Regions from separate parts of the Homo sapiens genome. Here region 1 is linked to region 2. The links are chromatin loops, found by intact Hi-C in ENCODE. Cell type or tissue: GM12878. All regions are shown on one strand. Links, peaks and the distances in the headings refer to the core of each region. The heading gives the core; the rest is flanking DNA.

The links. Peaks named below come from ENCODE experiments on the same cell type or tissue, not always from the same donor. Only the 100,000 strongest peaks of a DNase experiment are listed, where the experiment ranks them.
Region 1: a loop joins it to region 2, with 4 times the contacts of the local background. A loop is called at or near these places in 4 of 110 quality-filtered maps.

The regions. Positions count from the first base shown.
Region 1 is chr20:33,773,129-33,783,458 of GRCh38, forward strand. ZNF341 (zinc finger protein 341) reads left to right here. Exons shown (of 15, transcript NM_001282933.2): 11 at 8,163-8,259. Among named protein-coding and RNA genes, the nearest start is that of ZNF341-AS1, 33 kb to the right of the region's middle. RefSeq lists enhancers at 384-453, 5,610-5,899, 5,935-6,229 and a silencer at 5,470-5,519. In GM12878, for the core only: no CTCF peak of the experiment used is centred there; DNase peaks (open chromatin) are centred at 4,849, 5,623 and 5,973; H3K27ac peaks cover 3,451 bases.
Region 2 is chr20:33,682,478-33,693,102 of GRCh38, forward strand. It overlaps E2F1 (E2F transcription factor 1), which reads right to left and starts at 3,908. Exons shown (of 7, transcript NM_005225.3): 1 at 3,527-3,908. The coding sequence starts at 3,787. RefSeq lists silencers at 3,278-3,637, 3,748-4,247. In GM12878, for the core only: a CTCF peak has its summit at 4,190 (motif pointing left); DNase peaks (open chromatin) are centred at 3,014 and 4,074; H3K4me3 peaks cover 2,625 bases; H3K27ac peaks cover 2,348 bases.

The DNA.
Region 1 (10,330 bases), core at 2,299-10,298, 92 kb after region 2:
TCCCTGCAGCCCTGGGAGGTAGGTGATATTCTCCCCATTTTGAAGATGAAGACACTGAGGTTCAAAGAGAAGTGACCTGCCCACCAGAGTAACAACATCAGCAGAGTTTAGATTCGAACCCTAGTGTGAGATCTTGGAAGCCTCATAGCCCTGGTCTTGGAGTTTGCAGGTTGAAGATTGAGCCCGATGCTGATGACCCTGTGCAGTCCCCTTGCAGGGTCATAGTGCCAGTGGCCCTTTGTAGACATTGGAGCTGTTGTCCTGTCCCAAAAGTAAGGCCCAATGAGCCAGGCCCCCATTTGGATGGCCTGAAGGTGGAATGGTGTCATGGGTAGTGATAAGGGTTCTGGAGCCATTGGCCTGTGCTTAAATCCTGTCTTGACTGCAAATCCAGTGGATGACCTTGGGCAAGGTATTCAGCCACTCTGAGCCTCGGTTTTCTCCTCTGTGAAATGGGGATCACAGTAGTGCCTGCCCTACTGGATTATTTATAAGGATCAAGTAAGACAAGGCTGAGGCTCTTAGACATGGTACCTGGAACATAGTAGGTACTCAATAAATGTTATTGCTACAATTATTATTATTTGTGTTATTTAAGTAGAAGTTTGGCTGCATGCAGTAGAAACCTCAAATAACAGTGACTTATACACCATGAGAGTTGATTCTGTCTCATAGTGACATTTGAGTGGCTGTGGTGGCTTCATCATATCTTTAGAAGTCCAAGCCCTGTCATTCTGGTTTCTGTTCCCTGTCAGCCACATTGCCTTGGCCTGCCTATGTGTACTTTCCCCAAACCTCTCAAATGACTTTTAGTCATGCCACTATATCTTTACTGTATGTTTAATATTTCCTTTTAAAAAATAAGATTTGGCTGGGTGCAGTGGCTCACTCTTGTAATCCCAGCACTTTGGGAGTCCGAGGAGGGCAGATCACTTGAGGTCAGGAGTTTGAGACCAGCCTGGCCAACACAGTGAAACCCTGTCTCTACTAAAAAAAAAAAAAAAAAAAAAAAAATTAGCTGGGTGTGGTGGCACACTCCTGTAGTCCCAGCCACTCCGGAGCCTGAGGCAGGAGAATCGCTCAAACTCGGGAGGTGGAGGTTGCAGTGAGCCAAGATTGTGCCACTGCACTCCATCCAGCCTGGGTGACAGAGAGAGAGACTCCGTCTCAAAAAAGAAAAAAGAGAAAAATAAGATTTATTGATTTTTTCCCCCAATTGCAAAAGTCAATGTTCAATGCAGAGAAAACAATTTTGTAAAAACCCACACAAAAACAAAAAACCAAAACTGTCACCCAGAGATCGCCACTGCACTATTAACCTCTTGGTGGATATCCTTTGGCATATATGTGTAATAAATATGTTTACAGATATGGATACAGATATAAATATCACAGACTATATTTGAGTCAGGTGATGCCAAATAGAGTCACTGAATTTGGTGAAAATTCATCACACTGTCTTCCTGTAGCGCAATGTCCAACAAACAGACTGATTTAATGGGATCACTGCACATGTGGTTTTATCACTTAAAACTTTTTCACTTAAAACAGTAATATAGCTGGGCATGGTGGCTTATGCCTGTAATCCTAGCACTGTGGGAGGCCGAGGCAGGCAGATCACTTGAGGCCAGGAGTTCAAAACCAGCCTGAGCAACATGATGAAACCTTGCCTGTACAAAAAATACAAAAATTAGCCAGGCATGGTGGCATGTGCCTGTAGTCCCAGTTACTTGGGAGGCTGAGCTGGATTGCTTGAGTCCAGGAGTTCAAGGCTGCAGTGAGCCGTGATCATGCCACTGCACTCGTGAGACCCTGTCTCGGGGAAAAACAAAAACATCAGTAATATGGACATCTTTGCATTTCAGCAACAATAGACCTGCCTCATTCTTTAAACAGCTACTTTGTATTCCATTGTGCATGGTGTACTGTGATTTACTTCTGTCATCTCCCATTGTTGGTTAGTGAGGTTATTTTCAGTTTGTCATCAGTATAACAATTATACAGGGAACAACTTCGGAAGTACATCTTTGCTCTTTTCTAAGTTCCTAGAAGTGATTTTGCAGGTCAGAGTTGAAAGGGTTTTGTTTTTTTTTTTTTTTGAGATGGAGTCTCGCTCTGTTGCCCAGGCTGGAGTGCAATGGCAGGATCTCAGCTCACTACAACCTTCGCCTCCCAGGTTCAAGTGATTCTCCTGCCTCAGCCTTTCTAGTAGCTGCGACTACAAGGCACCTGCCACCATGCCCCGCTAATTTTTTGTATTTTTAGTAGAGACGGGGTTTCACCATGTTAGCCAGGATGGTCTCGATCCCTGACCTCGTGATCTACCCACCTCGGCCTCCCAAAGTGCTAGGATTACAGGTGTGAGCCACCGTGCCCGGCCTTTTTTTTTTTTTTTTAAAGATTAATTATCTACTTCAAAAACTATATGTATACAGTGCAATATTGTAAAACTATCACAGGACATAGAGTGAACAGGAATTCTCCATCCACTGTGACCCACTTCCCCATATCACGGGCAATCATGTTCGAAAAGTGTTCTTTGTAAACCTCTTATTTTGTCATAATTTTATTATTGATTGATTGATTTTTGAGACAGGATCTTGCTCAGTCACCCAGGCTGGAGTACAGTGGCACAATCATGGCTTGCTGTAGCCTTGACTTCCCTGGCTCAAACAATCCATCCCCCTCAGCCTCCTGAGTAGCTGGGACTACAGGTGTGTGCCACCACTGCCAGCTAATTTTGGTATTTTTTGTAGAGACAGGGTCTTGCTATATTGCCCAGGCTGGCCTAGAACTCCAAGGCTCAAGCAATCCACCCTCCTCAGCCTCCCAAAGTACTAGGATTACAGGCATAAGCCACCATGCCTGGCCTTCAATATATGTGTTTTAAAGCTTTCCTTTGTTTCATGAATTTAACTTATGTATGTATTTTAATTTTAATATAATTAATTAATTAATTTTTTGTTTAGAGACAGGGTCTCACTCCATCACCAAGGCTGGAAAGCAGTGGCATGATCATGGCTCACTGCAGCCTTGACCCTTGACCTCCCCAGTCTCAGGTGATTCTCCCACCTCAGCCTCCTGGGTAGCTGGGACTACAAGCATGCACCACCATGCCCATCTGATTTTTTTTTTTAAACTTTTTGTAGAAACAGGGTTTCGCCATATTGCTCAGGCTTGTCTCAAATTCCTGGGCTCAAGTGATCCTCCTACCTTGGCCTCCCAAAGTGCTGGGATTACAGGCATGAGCCACTGCACCTGGCCTTTTTTTTTTTTTGAGACAGGATCTCACTCTGTCACCCAGGCTAGAGCACAGTAGCATGATCACAGCTCACTGCAGCCTTCGCCTCCGGGGCTCAAGCAATCCTCCAGCTCAGCCTCCTGAGTAGCTGGGACCACAGGTGTGTGCCACCAGGCCTGGCTAATTTTTTATTTTTTATAAAGATGGAATTTCACCATGTTGACCAGACTGGTCTGGAACTCCTGGGCTCAAGCGGTCCACCTGCCTTGTTCTCCCAAAGGTCTGGGATTATAGGCGTGAGCCACACACCTGGCCAATTTTTATTTTTTTAGAGACAGAGTCTCACTGTGTTGTCCAGTCTAGAGTGCATCAGCTATTCACAGGTGTGGTCGCCTTGCCTCAGCCTCCCCAGTAGCTAGGACTACAGGCAGGCGCCATCACTCCTAGGTAAATTTGTTTGTTTGTTTGTTTGTAGAGACAGGGTCTTACTGTGTTGCCCAGGCTGGTCTTGAACTCCTGGCCTCAAGTGATCCTCCTGCCTGGCCTTCCCAAAGTGCTGGGATTACAGGCGTAAGCCATCACACCTGGCCTGTATTTCCTAAAAACAAGGATAACCTCTTCCATAAGGGCAATATACTATAGTTACCAAAATCAGGAAGTTGGGCTCTGTGCGGTGGCTCATGCCTGTAATCCCAGCACTTTGGGAGGCTGAGGTAGACAGATTGCTTGAGCCCAGAAGTTTGAGACCAACCTGGACTACGTGGCAAAACCCCGTCTTTACCAAAAAAAAAAAAAAAAAAAAAAAGAGGTGGGTATGGTAGCATATGCCTGTGGTCTCAGCTGCTCAGGAGGCTGAGGCAGAAGAATTGCTTTAGCCCGGGAGGTACAGGTTGCAGTGAGCTGAGATCGCACCACTGCACTCCCGCCTGAAGGACAGAGTGAGACCCTATCTCAAAAAAAAAAAAAAAAAAAAAAAAAAATCAGGCCAGGTGCGGTGGCTCACACCTGTAATCCCAACACTTTGGGAGGCTGAGGTGGGCGGATCACCTGAAGTCAGGAGTTCGAGACCAGCCTGGCCAACATGGCGAAATGCCGTATCTACTAAATTATAAAAATTAGCTGGGTGTGGTGGCGGGCACCTGTATTCCCAGTTACTTGGGAGGCTGAGGCAGGAGAATCCCTTGAACCTGGGAGACGGAAGTTGCAGTGAGCCGAGATCGGGCCACTGCACTCCAGCCTGGGTGACAGAGCGAGACTCTTGTCTCAAAAAAAAAAAAAAAGAAGAAAAAGAAATCAGGAAGTTAATATCAGTACAATTCTATTATCTAATTACAGGCCTTACTCAGAATTTTCCAATTGTTCCAATAACATGCTTTAGAGAAAAAGAAAAAAAAGGTTTTTTTGAACCAGAATCACATGTTGAATTCAGTTGTCATGTCTCTCTCGTCTCTCTTGTGTCCTATAAGCTGGAACAGTTCCTCCTTCTGTCTTTGTCTTCGAGACCTTGATATTTCTGAAGAGTATAGACAGGTTATTCTGTAGAATGTCCTCAGTTTGGGTTTGCCTGATTTTACCCTATGATTAAATTCAGGTCATGCACTTTTGTCAGGAATGTCACAACAAATACTGTGTCCTCCTCCGTGTGTCATATCAGGAGGCATGTGATGTTGATTTGCTCTATTACTGGTGATGTTACCTTGGATGACTTAATTCAGGTGCTGTTTCTGGCAGGAGATTTTAATTTTCCTGGCTATTGGTAAACAATCTCTGACACAAATCTATGTCTCCCCCAAACCCAGCCCCTGAAGCATGTGAGATTCTGTCCTTTCCCATCTCACCAGCTAGTTAAGTCTCTGCCCTCCTGGTACCTCTGCTCCCACCCCACCTTCCCTTTCTTGCTGCCTGGAGGCATTTAGTATGTGGCTTCTTTCTTTTTCTTTTCTTTTTTTATTTTTTTTGAGACAGAGTCTCTCTCCGTCACCCAGGCTGAAGTGCAGTGGCATGATCTTGGCTCACCGCAACCTCTGCCCTCCTGGGTTCAAGTGATTCTTGTGCCTCAGCCTCCTGAGTAGCTGGGATTACAGGTGTGAGCCACCACACCTGGCTAATTTTTGTATTTTTAGTAAAGACGGCATTTCTCCATGTTGGCCAGGTTGGTCTCGAACTCCTGACCTTAAGTGATCCGCCCACCTCGGCCTCCCAAAGTGCTGGGATTACAGGCATGAGCCACCGCGCCTGGCTAGTGTGTGGTTTCAGAGTGCGCCTGGCTAGTGTGTAGTTTCAGAGTGCGGTCTATGGGGCTCCCCTGGGCCCTTCGCAGGTGCAGCCTGCCTGGGGTTTCCCACAGGCAGTACTCTACACAGCCTGCCTTTTGGTTTTTGCTTTGAATTGTTCACCTACCTGTGACATTCCTCACTGATAACTCATTGTAAATAGGTCAATATGCTGGCAAATGTTTTCTTTTTTCTTTTCTTTTTTTGTCTGATAATACCCTTTCTTCCTTAGCTGGCACATGTTTTCATGATGGGGAGATGGTGGTGTCTTTTCTCCCTTCAGAGTGGTTGGTGGCCTGAGACTGCTGTTGTGAGGACATGTTTATGAGCTGTTTGGCACAGTTGTGTTTTTTGACTCTGTATTAGGCCATTCTTGCACTGCTATAAAGAAATACCTGAGACTGGGTAATTTATAAGAAAAGAGGCTTATTTGACTCACGGTTCAGCAGGCTGTACAGGAAGCATAGTGTCTGAGCTAGCAGATCTGCCACTGGGGAGGCCTCAGGAGGCTTTTACTCATGGCAGGAGGAGAAGGGGAAGTAGACATGTCACATGGCCAGAGCAGGAGCCAGATAGAGAGAGAGGGAGGCGCCATACACTTTTAAACAGCTAGATCTCATGAGAACTCACTCACTATCCTGAGGACTGCACCAAGGGGATGGTCCTAAACCATTCATGAGAAATCCACCCCCATGATCCAATCACCTCCCACCAGAACTCACCTCCAGCACTGGGGATTATAGTTCAACATGAGATTTAGGTGGGGACACAGATACAAACTATGTCAGACTCTGTGACAATCTCCCTTTTTTTTTTTTTTTTTTTTGAGATGGAGTCTCACTGTGTCGCCCAGGCTGGAGTGCAGTAGCGTGATCTCAGCTCACTGCATCCTGCATCTCCCAGGTTCAAGTGATTCTCCTGCCTCAGCCTCCTGAGTAGCTGGGGTTACAGGCAGGTGCCACCACGCCTGGCTAATGTTTGTATTTTTAGTAGAGACAGGGTTTCACCGTATTGGCCAGGCTGGTCTTGAACTCCTGACCTCAGGTGATCTGCCCACCTCAGCCTCCCAAAGTGCTGGGATTACAGGCATGAGGCACTGCATCCAGCCATGTGACAATTGTAAGAATGAGTGACAGGCAGGTCTGTTTGGGACTCACACCCCATATTTTGAATGAGGAGGCCCAGCAGGTCAGAAATGGGAAGGCGCTGGGCTTGGATCCCCATCTGTCTGACTCTTTAATGTAACAAGTTCTCACTGGTGCTGGGAGCAGCTTGTGAATGGGCAAGATGTGGTATCTGGAACAGGGACCACTTGCTAGTGGAGGAGACAGACAATAACCAAGTAAGCAAATAATAAATAATTCCAGGTAAGAAGTGGTAAGAAGAAAATAAAACTGAGTGATGTAATAGGGAGTGACTGGGAGTGCATCGTGGGGGGCAACTTGAGACAGGGTGGCCAGGAGGGCCTCTTTGGGGAGGTGACATTTGAGCTGAGATATGAAGGATGAGAAGGCACTGCCTGGGGAAGACTTGGGGAAGAGTGTTCCGGGGAACAGGAACAGCCAGTGCCAAGGCCCTGAGGTGGGAATGAGCCTGGTGTGTTCAAGGTAGGTCAAGGAGGCCAGGGTGGCCAGAGCAGAGTGAGTGAGGTGGAGAAAGGAGAAGGATGAGGTCTGAGAGGTGGGAGTGGGTCAGACCACAGGGCCTTGTAGGCCAAGGTGGGAGGTGGGTTAAGCAATGGTGTGGCATGGTCTGACTTACTTTTTTTTTTTGTTTCTTTTTTGAGACAGAGTCTCACTCTGCCGCCCAGGCTGGAGTGCAGTGGTGCGATCTCGGCTCACTGCAACCTCCGCCTCCTGGGTTTAAGTGATTCTCCTGACTCAGTCTCCTGAGTAGCTGGGATTACAGGTCCACGCTACCACGCCTGGCTAATTTTTGTATTTTTAGTAGAGAGACGGGGTTTCATCATGTTGGCCAGGCTGGTCTCAAACTCCTGACCTCAGGTGATGCGCCTGCCTCGGCCTCCCGAAGTACTGGGATTACAGGTGTGAGTCACCACACCAGGCCTTTTTTTTTTTTTCTTATTTAAATAGAGACAGGTTCTCTTTCTGTTACCCAGGCTGGAGTGTAGTGGCATAATCATGGCTCACTGTAACTTCAAAACCCCTGGGCTTAAGCGATCCTCCTGCCTTAGCCTCTTGAGTAGCTGGGAAGCCACCACATCTAGCTAATTTTTAAATTTTTCATAGGGATAGGGGTCTTGCCATGTTGCCCAGGCTGATTTTGAACTCCTGGTCTCAAACAATCCTCTCACCTTGGCCTCCTAAAGTATTGGGATTGCAGGTGTGAGCCAGCCACTGTGCTCAGCCTGTTTCATTTTTAAAGGTGCCCCTGGCCACCCTGTGGAGAATGGACTACAGGAGGCAAGGCAGGGGCAGGGTGGCCAGCGAGGAGGCTACTGCACAAGTCCGAACAAGAGATGATGGCGCTCAGATGAGGACAGGCAGTGGCAATTGAGAAGAGTGGATGGATTTGGAATGAATTAACTGTAGGATGTTGCCTCCTAATGTTGGCCCTGGGGTGGCCGGGGCGCTGCTTCCTATGCCTGCTGTGTTTCCTCCCTCATCTCTCCTGCTCCTTCCACTTAGGTGTGTCAAATGTGTCAACAAATACTCCACCCCTGAGGCCCTGGAGCACCACCTGCAGACCGCCACTCACAACTTCCCCTGCCCACACTGCCAGAAGGTGGGTGCCACTGTCCTCTTTTCTGGGGCCTAGGCTATAATAAGGGCAAGGAGGTGGGGTGGGGTGCACACCTCACCCTTTCCTTCTCCTCTCTCACCATAGGACACGCAGGCAGGGCTCAGGGGCTGCTCCACAGATGACACAGTGTCTCTGCCTGGCCATCTCATCCATCACATTCCAGATGTGGCCATGTCGGGGCTGCTGCTGGAGCCAGGCTGGGTGGGCTGTCCTGGTCCCAGGCCTAGTGTCTGAGCAGAAGCCTCCCAGCTTCCTGATGTAAGATTATCCTTATTACAATTGGCTCTTCTTTTTAATTTTTTTTTTTTTTTGAGACAGGGTCTTACTCTGTCACCAGGCTAGTGTGCAGTGGTTTGATCATGGCTCACCGCAGCCTCAACCTCCTGGGCTCAGCCCCCTGAGTAGCTGGGACTATAGGCATGTGCCACCATGCCCAGCTAATTTTTGTATTTTTTATAGAGATGGAGTTTCACCGTGTTGCCCAGGCTGGTCTCAAACTCCTGGGCTTAAGGGACCTGTCCACCTTGACCTCCCAAAGTGCTGGGATTACACGCATGAGCCACTGCACCCAGCCTAAATTTTTTGTAGAGATAGGGCTCACTATGTTACCCAGGCTGGTCTCAAACTCTTGGCCTCAAGTGATCCTCCCACCTCAGACTCCCAGAGTGTTGGGATTACAGGTATGAGCCATCATGCCCAGCCTGGATTCTTCTTTTCAGTGACTCTGAAAGCCTCACTAAAGCCTGTTCCTGATAACATCAAACATCCAGGAAGTGTTCCAATTTCTAGTTGTCTCAAAGCTTCATCATTTTGTAAAGTTCATTTGAATCAGGTCCATAGATTGCAATTGATTGACATAACAAAAGCCTCTATTAATCTACAGGTCCCCACCACCACCCCTGACCACTGCTCCCTTTTTTCTTTCCTCTGAATTTATTTGTTGAAGAAACTGGGCCATTTGGTTCAGCGGTGTTCCCCGCAGTCTGGATTTTGCTGATTACGTCTCCCTGGTGTGTTTAACTTGCTTCTTCACTCTACTCATTTTCTTACAACCATATGTGGCAGATTTTCCAGGACAGCCCTGGTTTCATTTTGGCCTCATTCTGGATGTTTCTTATTATCTAACCTAATTTTAAGCTTTAGAAGTTGTGGTCCGAGTAAAAGATACCATGAATTGAGCAAGAACCACATGCCAGATGCTGTTCTGAGCATTTCACTGGAATTGACTAGAGGATAGGTGTACTGTTACTATCCCCCTTTATAGGTGGGGAAACCAAGGCAGAAAGGTCACCTAGCTGGGAAACGATGGGGCTAATAAGCAGTGGGGCAGCTGGGTCTGTGCCCGTGACCAACGCTCTACCAAAATGAATGAATGTGTGAATACATGCCCTTCTTTTGCCTGGACTGGAAAGAGATTTTCACTTCTGTGTTTTCTGGCTTTAAAAAAATTACCTTTCATACAAAAATTAGCTGGGTGTGGTGGTGGGCGCCTGTAATCCCAGCACTTCGGGAGGCTGAGGCGGGTGGATCACCTGAGGTCAGGAGTTAGAGACCAGCCTAACCAACATGGAGAAACCCTGTCTCTACTAAAAATAAAAATTAGCCGGGAGTGGTGGCAGGCACCTGTAATCCCAGCTACTCAGGAGGCTGAGGCAGGAGAATCGCTTGAACCTGGGAGGCAGAGGTTGCAGTGAGCCAAGATTGCACCATTGCACTCCAGCCTGGACAATATGAGCGAAACTGCATCTCAAATAAAATAAAATAAAATAAATAAAAGTAAAAAATTACCTTTCCATAGATTTCTTTAGTAATTTGCTCATTTTCCATTAATTCTTTTACTTGTCAGTCATTTGACCCAGGCTCTGTGCTGGGGAGTGAAAGCCCCTCTCTGCCTACTTGGAGCTCCTGTGTAAGCAAAGGGCTGTCATTCAGTGGGTTAAATGCTGACTTAAAAGTGTGGGTGGACATTCAAAGGCAGAATTGGCTTTGCCAGGCATAGCACCAGGGAGCTAGGGAAGGCTTGACAGGAGCAGTGACGCCCGAGTTGGGTCTT
Region 2 (10,625 bases), core at 1,156-9,155:
CTCCCCAGAACCCAGCCAGAATGTATCCCCCTCCATACTCGCCCCTGGGGCCCAAACCCTAGCATGCTTCTGCCATCTGCACCCCTTGCCTTCTCCCTGGGATCCCCACCCTTGTCCACCCCTGAAGGCAGGTCAGTGCCACGCCCTAAAACAAAGGCTTGAGTGGATGCCATTTCTGCCACTTCTCCCTAGATAAACACTGGCAGAGGGGCCCCGAAACGCAGGGGTGAAGACATTCACTGCTGAAAAAATCTGGATGACTCGAACACCCATCCATGAAGGGGGTCACGAAAGCTGTGCTTTGTTTAGCCCCTTGAACACCACGCAGCTGTCAAGGACCGAGGCAGGTTGACAAGAATCCCCTCACACATACAGACAAGCAAAACACTGTCACAGGGCGATATATTTATATGATCCCTTTTGGATTAAAAAGCTCATGAAACTTTTCTCTGGTTCAGTTTATATTATTATAGAATACATTTCGGGGCAGCCTCTGGAAGGACTGTGGGAGACCAGTGCCATATCTGAATGGTGTGAATGATACAGGAAAAACTACAATTTTTAAAACTTTAAAAAACAAAAACTGTCACAACCACCACAAACAAAAATAGCCTTAGGGAAAAAAAGGAAAAAAATGAATAGGGCTGGGATCCTGCCGTCAACTTTCTAGTTTCTTAAGAGTTAAGTTTTTGGCCAGGCGCAGTGGCTCACGCCTGTAATCCTGGCACTTTGGGAGGCCGAGGCGGGCAGATCACTTGAGGTCAGGAGTTCAAGACCAGCCTGACCAATATGGTGAAACCTCATCTCTACCAAAAATACAAAAATTAGCCGGGTATGGTGGTGCACGTCTGTAGTCCCAGCTACTCGGGAGGCTGAGGCAGAAGAATCGCTTGAACCCAGGAGGTAGAGGTTGCGGTGAGCCGAGATGGCGCCACTGTACTCCAACCTAGGTGACAGAGCGAGACTTCATCTCAAAAAAAAAAAAAAAAAAAAGAGTTAAGAGTTAAGTTTTCAGCTGGGCATGGTGACTCACACCTGTAATCCCAGCACTTTGAGAGGCTGAGACAGTCAGATTGTCTGAACTCAGGAGTTCAAGACCAGCCTGGGCAACATGGCAAGACCCTCTCTCTACTAAAAATACAAAAATTGGCTGGGCATGGTGGTACACGCCTGTAATCCCAGCTACTCGGGAGGCTGAGGCACAGAATAGCTTGAACTTGGGAGGCAGAGGTTGCAGTGAGCCGCAATCACGCCACTGCACTCCAGCCTGGGTAACAGAATGAGACCCTGTCTCCAAAAAAAAAATAAATAAATAAATAAAAAAGTTAAGTTTTCTACATTAAACATGTATTATAGTTATAATACTTGAGTTTGTGGAAGTGGACAGGCAGGGCCAAGAGGAATGGCTGAATTGCAGAGCCTTGTATACAGAATGCCTGCTGGTATAGAAGCTAAGCCTGTAGCTTATTTCAAGGACTGTGCCAGACAAATGCCAGTGCAGAGAGGCCAAAAGCCAAACCTGTGGACTTTCTGGACTTCAGTTCCAGAATGGTGCCAGCCTCCTGGCCCTTAAGTACACTGGGGGCCAGGGCTCCTTGTCTCTGGGCCTAGTGCCTCCTGGGCATTCACTAACTCAACAACTGTTGAATGAATGGAATGCCCAGGCCAATGAGCCTGCCCCTGACAGGTGGAGTGGAGGGCATTTTTCTTTGCCCCTGTCCCTCCCTTTGATCCTAGAACCCATAATCCTGTTCAGATCTTTGAGGACAAGACCCTCAGGTTGTTAGATTTCCGCAGACCTGAGCCTTCTATAATGCTTGTCACACAGCTGAATGGAAGATGCTTGCCCAGGTCCCAAGTGGTACCCACAGGAACAGGCCCCTGGAGTACAGGAGACAGGCCACCTGGCCCACCCCTGGTACAACCCCCTCCCACCCACTCATTAAGAGGGAGGGCCCCTAAAAGCCCTTCTTGCCCTTTCTTCAACCTGTATCAGCATCCCCAGAAAGCAAGGCATCCCAGAGGTCAACCTCAGAGGAAACGCAGACTGCTCTCCCCACTCAAGAGCAGAATGACATGGGAAGATTCTAACATCTCTAGGCCTCAGCTTCCCAATCTGTAAAAAGGGACTGCTGCTGATGGGGTTAAATGAGTTAATTAAGTAAAGCGCTTGGCACAGAGCCTGGCACACAAGACATCCTCAAAACAATGGTGGCTGCTATTGTTATTATTATTAGCATTGTGGTGATTCCGGAAGGCAGCACTGGGCATGGGGCCAAGGGGGTTGGGGGAGCCTCCTCAGGATGCCTCAGGGACCAGCTGCCACCCACACCCCCATCAGCAGTTAGGCAGCTTCTACCTCCTTGTCCTGAGTCCTGCCTCACCCCTCCCACTTGCTCCAAGTTCCCTGCTGAGACCCCATCCTGCCTGGCCAGACCCCGCCTGCACACCAGAGCCCCACCTTCACCCATAGGCTGCGCCAGTCAAACTGGTCTCCACACCCTGCCCTGTGCCCCACAGTTCCCAGCTCCAGGCTTCTACGCCTCCAATCCCTTCTCCCACTGGAATTCAGCCGCCTCTTCTGGGCCCTCCAGTCTGAATTCGTCTTGAGCTCAGCGATCAGGGAGGGCTTTATTAAAGGATCTCCCTGAGACATTTTCTCTCCTGGCACTGGGGGCCTCCTCTCCAGCTCCCAGAGGCCCAGCCCACCTAGTCCTTCTACAGAGACTCAGGGGTCGGCCTGCCTGATTAATGAGGTTCCATGGCAACCAGGGCCTGGGAGGGTGGAGGGTGGCAGATGGAAGGACAGGCAGAGGGAGGGGATCAGCAGCTGGTCCAGCTGCCCCGCCCCTGCAGAGAAGGCCTCCCAGCCAGGAGGGCTGTCCCCAGAGGCCTGGCCGGCCAGGCCTGCACCTGGCAGTCAGCATCGAGGCAGGAAGGAGGGTCTCCTCAATGGCTCACCAACGGTTAGGCCCCAGGACTTTCCTCCGCCCCGCCTTCACTTCCCCTAGCAGCTGTGCTCACTACCGAGATGCAAATTCTGAGCTGAAGCCAGCAGGCCTCAGTTCAAATCCCAGCCCCACCACCTGCAGCCGTGTGACCAGGGGCAAGTCACTTTCCCTCTCTGGGCCTCAGTTCCTCCTCCGTCAGATGGGCACAGTGACAACACAGCTCACAGCGGGGTTGTGAGTTTTAGCTGGCTTGAAGTCGCCCAAAGGCCTGGCATGCAGTAAACGCCAGTTGAATACACGTGGGCTATTATTATCACTGAGTCCGACGCTGGGGAGGCTCCGGTGAGGAAGCTGAGGCGCAGAGCACAGAGCAGCAAACAGGGACCGGCCCGAGGTCACCCCGCACCCCAGGGCGGGGCCCGGAGGCCCAACCCCGGCTCTGCACCGCCCAGCCTGGGCGCCTCAGTCAACCCCTCCCCCGCCCCCTGCCGCCTCCAGGCCAAACACGGCGCCCTCCCGGGTCTGCGCGGGGGGCACAGGCGGCGCTGTCGGCGCGGCGTCCCTGGGGTCCGTACCGGCGGGCGGCCGAGCGCGGGCCGCGGCGCACTGGGTGTGGGCCGGGGCGCCTGCGGTGTGGCGAAGAGCAGCAGGTCAGGGTCGCAGGGGCCGGCGGCGGGCGCCGCGGGGCCGGTGGGAGCCGGCGGGGCGCTGGCGTCCTGCGCGGCGGAGATGATGACGATCTGCGAGGAGTCGAGCAGCCGCAGCGCGCCGGCCCCGAGCAGGGCCTCCAGCGCCGGCGCGCATGGGCCGCCCGCAGGGGCCCCGGCCAAGGCCATGACGCTCACGGCCCGCGCGGCCCGGGTGACAGGCGGCGGCGGCGGCGCGGGCCCATGGCGGCAGGCCTCGGCGAGGGCTCGATCCCGCTCCGCCCCCGGCCGCCGCTGCCTGCAAAGTCCCGGCCACTTTTACGCGCCAAATCCTTTTTGCCGCGAAAGAGCCACGAGCCGCCGAGCGCCGCCACAATTGGCTGCCCCGGCCGTGACGGGAACAACGGCGGCGGTTCCTATTGGCTTTAACGCGCCGGACCCGGCGGCGAGGGGCGGGATGGGGCGGCGGCGCGGGGCGGTACGGCCAATGGCGGGGCGGGGCGCGCGCAGGCTTTGTCCGGATGGTACCAGGCGCGGTGTGACTCCCCGCCCCCAGCCCGGGCGTCCCCTGCTGGAGGCGTGGGGACACCGGAACATAGGCCCCGCCCCGCCCCGACGCTCCCGCATCCCACTGACCTTTCTATAGTGCAGGTTCAGAACAGAGCCTCTCTTCTGCACGTGACCCTCAACCTGTAGCCCCCAACAGCCTCAGCTTAGATTTCCAGAGACTGTCCCCTCTTCTTTTCAGGATCATCAGTTCCACAGCCCAGCCATCAGCCACCTCTTCCATCCTCAACTTGCCTCACCCATGACATTATCCTAATCCTGCACCCAGCCCTATCCCGCTCACCCAGAGCCCAAGCTGAAGAGCGGTGCCTGGAAATGGCGAGGGGGACGTCGGGCTTTCCTGCAAGTCCCATTTTAGCCAAAATCTCCAACAGCCAACGTATAGCATCTGCTTGAACTCATTCATTCCCTCACTCATTCAACAAACGTTTGGAGAGCTTGCTCTGTGCCCCATCCTCAATTCGTGGCCCTAAGGAGCTCACAGTCCAGTAGACAGGGGAACAGAAAGGTAACAGACGTTTACAATACGATGAAGTGGCGTCTGGGCGCGGTGGCTCACCACCGGAATCCCTGTAATCAGCTGGCGGGGTGGATCGCATGAGCCCAGGAGTTCGAGACCAGCCTGATCAACATGGTGAAGACCCATCTCTACAAAAAATACAAAAATTAGCCAGGCATGGTGGCGTGTGCCCGTAGTCCCAGCTACTTGGGAGGCTGAGGTGGGAGGATTGCTTGAGCCCGAGAAGTCGAGGCTGCAGTGAGCTATGATCATGCCACTGCACACCAGCCTGGGCGACAGAGCGAGATCCTGTCTCTAAAACAAAAAAAGAAAACACATCACTTCTAGGGAGCCCTCCCAAGGATTTACTCACTTCCTCTATTGCCCACTGCTGCCTCTGCTCCAATGCTGACCACACACACTCCTTTTCTCCATCTGCCTCCCCTGCCAATCTAGGAGCTCAGTAGCGACTCCTCCCAACACTGGTCTGGCCCAGAGCAGGCGCTGAGAAAGGTTATGAAAGAAACAGAGGCTAAGCCAGAGGCTGCCTAGACTGTGACAAGGAGACCACGGTTCTGCAAGGGTGGTCCTTAGGCCACTGGCTTCAGAACCACGTGGTCACTTGCTAATTTTGGGCCCACCCTGGCCCTGCCAATTTAAAATCTCTAGGTGCCCAAGAATCTGCATTTTAACAATGCCATGTCCCCTTTCCAGGTGATATTTGTTATTCTTTTTCTTTTTTTTTTTTTGACACTTAGGGAATTAGAAAAGCCAGTATCTTATTTTTTTTTTCCTATTTATTTTATATAGACGAGGTCTCACTATGTTGCCCAGGGTAGTCTCAAACCCCTGGGCTCAAGAGATCCTCCCGCCTCAGCCTCCAGCATAGCTGGTACTCCAGGTGACTGCCACCTCACCAAGCTTCCAGGTTATTTTTATGCATACTCACATTTGAAAGCAAACTGGTGTACCAGCATAATCAAAATGAGTGGTGCAGCCTCAAATCACAGCTCCTGAGGATGCTTCTCACCCTTAGTTTCAAATGGGCACACAGACCTTGCCCTGGCCCCTTCCAGGGTTGCCAGGAGAATGAAAAGCATAAGGAATTGGAAAGTGTTTTACAAACTATGAGGTGGTTTAGGAAATCAGGAGTTGTTTTCCCCTCCAATGAGTAGTTTCTGAAATTACTCATTGCAAATCCTAGAATGTATCATAGCTAGAAGGGACCACAGAGACCACATAAGCCTCTTGCTGTATGGATAGGAAAACTGAGGCCCTTTCAGGAGAAAGTAACTGTGAAGCCAACCAGTGACCAAATTGGGCCTACACTGCATTCCCAGCCCTGAGGTCTGCCTGTCCCCCTTCCCCATCCCCTCTCCATAAAGAAGCTGAGGGGTAGGTCCCATTCTAAACAACCAACGCAGGTGCTGGCAGAGAGCAAGAGAAACCAGCACATTCCCATTCCAGATGGAAAGAGTGTCCTTTCCCTGCACCTTCCCACAGGGTCCCAGTAACACTAACATTCATTTGTGTGAAGCCCTCTCAAACCCAAGTCATTCAACAAACACTTATTAAGCACCTATTATATACCAAGCACTGTGCTGGTTTAACTGTGGTGGCTGGCAAAGAGAGATGTCTATTATTATTGCTCCATTTTATGATGAGGAAATTTGAGGCCAAAAGGGCCTGAGTTTACCAAGTAGATGAAAAGGTTATTTTTCAGGCTTGGTGAGGCTGAGGTTGGGGGTTTTCCAAAGTCCTGCCCGCCCCAGAGTATTCAAGTACACATCCAGGTAGAAGTAGGCGCCCTCCGTCCCACAATCCTTCAGGTCCTGCTGAAGCAGAAAGGAGTGAAGACCAGCATTCCTAGCATGAAACTGAGGAAGAGATAAGGGCCTTCTGTACCTATTAATACCTACTTGAAAGCAGAAAAGCCTGATAGATGAGGCCCCTTGGCCCTAAGCCTGGCAGCTCCTGATAAGGCTGTTCTCAATGTCAACAGTTTTCAAAAAACAGTTTCCAAAAAATCCACAGTCACTGGGCAGCCACTTCCATTGATGATCTCCTTTCAACCCCATAATCCCGTAAGTAAGCTTGTTTATCCACATGGTGCAGGAAGGAAGAGGCTCAGAGAGGGGCATTCATAGCTCAAGGTCACACAGCAGAACTGAGATGAGAACTTCACTTGTCCCACTGCAAAACCCAGGACCTGCCCTTGCCACCCTCTGTAAATACCCCAAAAGCCAGGCTCAGGGCTGTCAAGATTATAAAGTGTAGTTTCTAAAGGGTATTATGGTGGATAGTGGCTTGGTTCATAGGTGCTTATTTCCATCACCACCTTCACCAACCAAACTAGAGGAGTTCGAGGGGATGCAATCTGTTGGGCCCACAATCCTGTGCCTGGAGACCTCTTTCCCTTGGTTCTTTCCAAGAAGCAGAGTGGTGTAGAGGTGATAGCATGGGCTTCTAAATCAGGTGGGTGTAATCAGAAATCTTGGTCAACATGACCTTGGACAAGTCAATTCACTTCATTCAATCCACAGATATTTACTGAGCACCTATTATGTGTCAGACATTGTGCTAGGTGCTGGGGACACAGTTATAAGTAAAACAGACCCCTGGAACTCACAGTCCAGTGGGAAAGTTAGGAATTATTTCTCTGTCACTGCACAGTATGCTTGTTAAGAAGTTTGACAAGTGACACAAATAATTTAAACCTATTTATTCCACAAACAGCACCTCCCCTAAGCATACATTCTTAGCTTACAAAAAAACAAAAATTCACCAAACATGAATATCCAGTCATGATAAGGAATGCATAATTGGGAGAAAAGATTCTGTGATGACTTAATTTTATGAAGGGCACAGAGATGTCCATTGTTGAGTTGTGGCAGAGGGAGGTGGGGAGTTTTGCATCTGCAACAATCCCTCAATGCTACCCTGACTGACAGTTTACTGTCCCTGGAGATATTCTGTCACTGTGCCAGTTCTGGCTATATCTGAACAGACCTCTTGCCCATCCAAAAGGCAGTCTAACATAGAAACAAGCCTTTGGAGTCGGGTGGCCCCCAACCCTGTGGCTTCCCGCCTCTGTGATCTTGGGGAAGTGATTCACCCTCTTGAAGAGCTTTGCTTGCCTCATCTGCAGAACAACAGATAACAGCTTCTTTACACGATGCGTGTCAAAGTTTAAGAAAACAAAACAAGCAGAGTTTGCAAACTGGCCCCCAGATATAACTCAATTTGCCCATAGAAGATTTTTCTTGAATTATGAATTTGTTTTAAGATTTGAGGAAATTGGAAAATACCATATAAAAATTAACATGTCTGGCTTTTCTTTCTCTTTTCTTTTTTTTTTTTGAGACGGAGTTTCACTATTGTTGCCCAGGCTGGAGTGCAGTGGTGTGATCTCGGCTCACCACAACCTCCGCCTCCCGGGTTCAAGTGATTCTCCTGCCTCAGCCTCCCCAGTAGCTGGGATTACAGGCGCCTGCCACCAAGCCCGGCTAATTTTGTATCTTTAGTAAAGACGGGGTTTCTCCATGTTGGTCAGGCTGTTCTCGAACTCCTGACCTCAGGTGATCCGCCCGCCTCGGGTTCCCAAAGTGCTGGGATTATAAGCGTAAGCCACCGTGCCTGGCCTCTTTTTTTTTTTCTTTTGAAATGGGAGTCTCCCTGTCACCCAGGCTGAAGTGCCGTGGCGTGATCTCAGCTCACTGCAACCTCCGTCTCCCAGGTTCTGGCAATTCTCCTGCTTCAGCCTCCCAAGTAGCTGGGATTACAGGTGTGTGCCACCATACCAGGCTAATTTTTGTATTTTTAGTAGAGACGGGGTTTCACCATGTTGGCCAGGCTGGTCTGGAACTCCTGACCTCAGATGATCCACCCGCCTCGGCCTCCCAAAGTGCTGGGATTACAGGCGTGAGCCACCACGCTTGGCCTCTGGCTTTCTTTTCAAACAGCAGTATCTGGCTATACTGGCCAGGCCATCACGGTGCTAAACAGTTGTTGTCCCCCAGCTAGCGAGGGCCTTACCCTCCAGGCCACCAGAGTCCTTCCCTGGCATGCCTCACTCAGTTCTTGCCCTGCCATTCCAGGGATGAACAGCCACCCCTCATGTACAGTGCCTGGCACAGAGTGAGCACCCAAAAAATGTGAGCTGCTGTTAGTCTTATTACCGCCAAGGAACTGACTGGTACCAGCACAGCTTCTCTGCCTTGCAAGTAACCAAAGATAACATATGGACAGGCCGGGTGTCGTGGCCCATGCCTGTAATTCCAGCACTTTGGGAGGCCGAGGCAGGTGGATCATCTGAGGTCAGGAGTTCGAGACCAGCCTGGCCAACATGGTGAAACCCCGTCTCTACTAAAAATACAAAAATTAGCTGGGCGTGGTGGTGGGCACCTGTAATCCCAGCTACACAGGTGGCTGAGGCAGGAGAATTGCTGGAACCTGGGAGGCAGAGGTTGCAGTGAGCCAAGACTACACCATTGCATTCCAGTCTGGGCAACAAGAGTGAAACTCCATCTAAAAACAAACAAACAAACAACAACAACAACAAAAACATGGACATAGAAGAGAGGGAAAAGTGGATATTCGTGGCTGGGTGCGGTGGCTCACGCCTGTAATTCCAGCACTTTGGGAAGCCGAGGTGGGTGGATCACCTGAGGTCAGGAGTTCGAGAGCAGCCTGACCAACATGGTGAAACCCCATCTCTATTAAAAATACAAAAATTAGCTGGGTGTGGTGGCAGGCGACTGTAATCCCAGCAACTTGGGAGGCTGAGGCAGGAGAATCACTTGAACCGGGGAGGTGGAGGTTGTAGTGAGCCAAGATCAAGCCATTGCACTCCAGCCTGGGTGACAGAGTGAGACTCCATCTCAAAAAAAAAAAAAAAAAGGCAGATATTTGTAATCAAACAGCAGACAGGGGGTTTGGTGCCAGCCAGCAGCCTGGCTGTGTGGCCTTGGCCAAGTCCTTCACCATCAGTTGGCCCATATGTTCCGTGGGTTCAGGCCAGAGGGTCTGAGGTCCAAGGTAACTGCATAGGTCTCAGTCGATTCTCAAGTCTCCCCCCAGCCCTGGTCACTCTCTGAGTGCACGCTCTGGGGACCTCCCTTCTCTCCAAGCCTCACCCATGGCAACTTCCTTTCTCTGCGTCACCCAAGCCTCTCAGGAGGGGTCATGCTTTTCCAAGGAGTGGGGCGAAACCGGACATATGACTATGCCTCCTCTGACCAGGGCCACAGCGAAGGTGGGAGTAGGAGGCCTTTACAGTTGAGGGGCTCAGTTTTTTCATCTGTAAAATAGTGATGATAATAATCATAGTGTTTACCTGATGGAGTTGTTAGGACATTGAGTTATTAACATGCCTGGCACATAGGGAGAGCTCAATGAATGTCAGCTGTTGTGAAGAGTGCAGAATGACTCCCTGAAGTGGCTTGCCTACACTCCCCTCTCAATTTTTCCTCTGAAGAAATGCTTCTTGCTGGGCGCAATGGCTCACGCCTGTAATCCCAGCACTTTGGGAGGCCAAGGCGGGTGGATCACCTGAGGTCAGGAGTTCGAGACTAGCCTGGCCAACATGGCGAAACCCCATCTCTACTAAAAGTACAAAAATTAGCCGGGCGTGGTGGCAGACGCCTGTAATCCCAGCTACTCAGGAGGCTGAGGCAGGAGAATCGCTTGAGCCTGGGAGGAGGAGGTTGCAGTGAGCCAAGATCACGCCAATTGCACTCCAGTCTGGGCGACAGAGCAAAATTCTGTCTCATAAAAAAACAAAACAATAAAAAAATTAGCTGGTTGTGGTGGCACACACCTGTAATCCCAGCTACTTGGGAGGCTGAAGCAGGAGAGTTGCTTGAACCCAGCAAGTGGAGATGGCAGTGAGCTGAGATCGCGCCACTGCACTCCAGCCTAGGTGACAGAATGAGACTCTGTCTCAAAAAAAAAAAAAAAAAC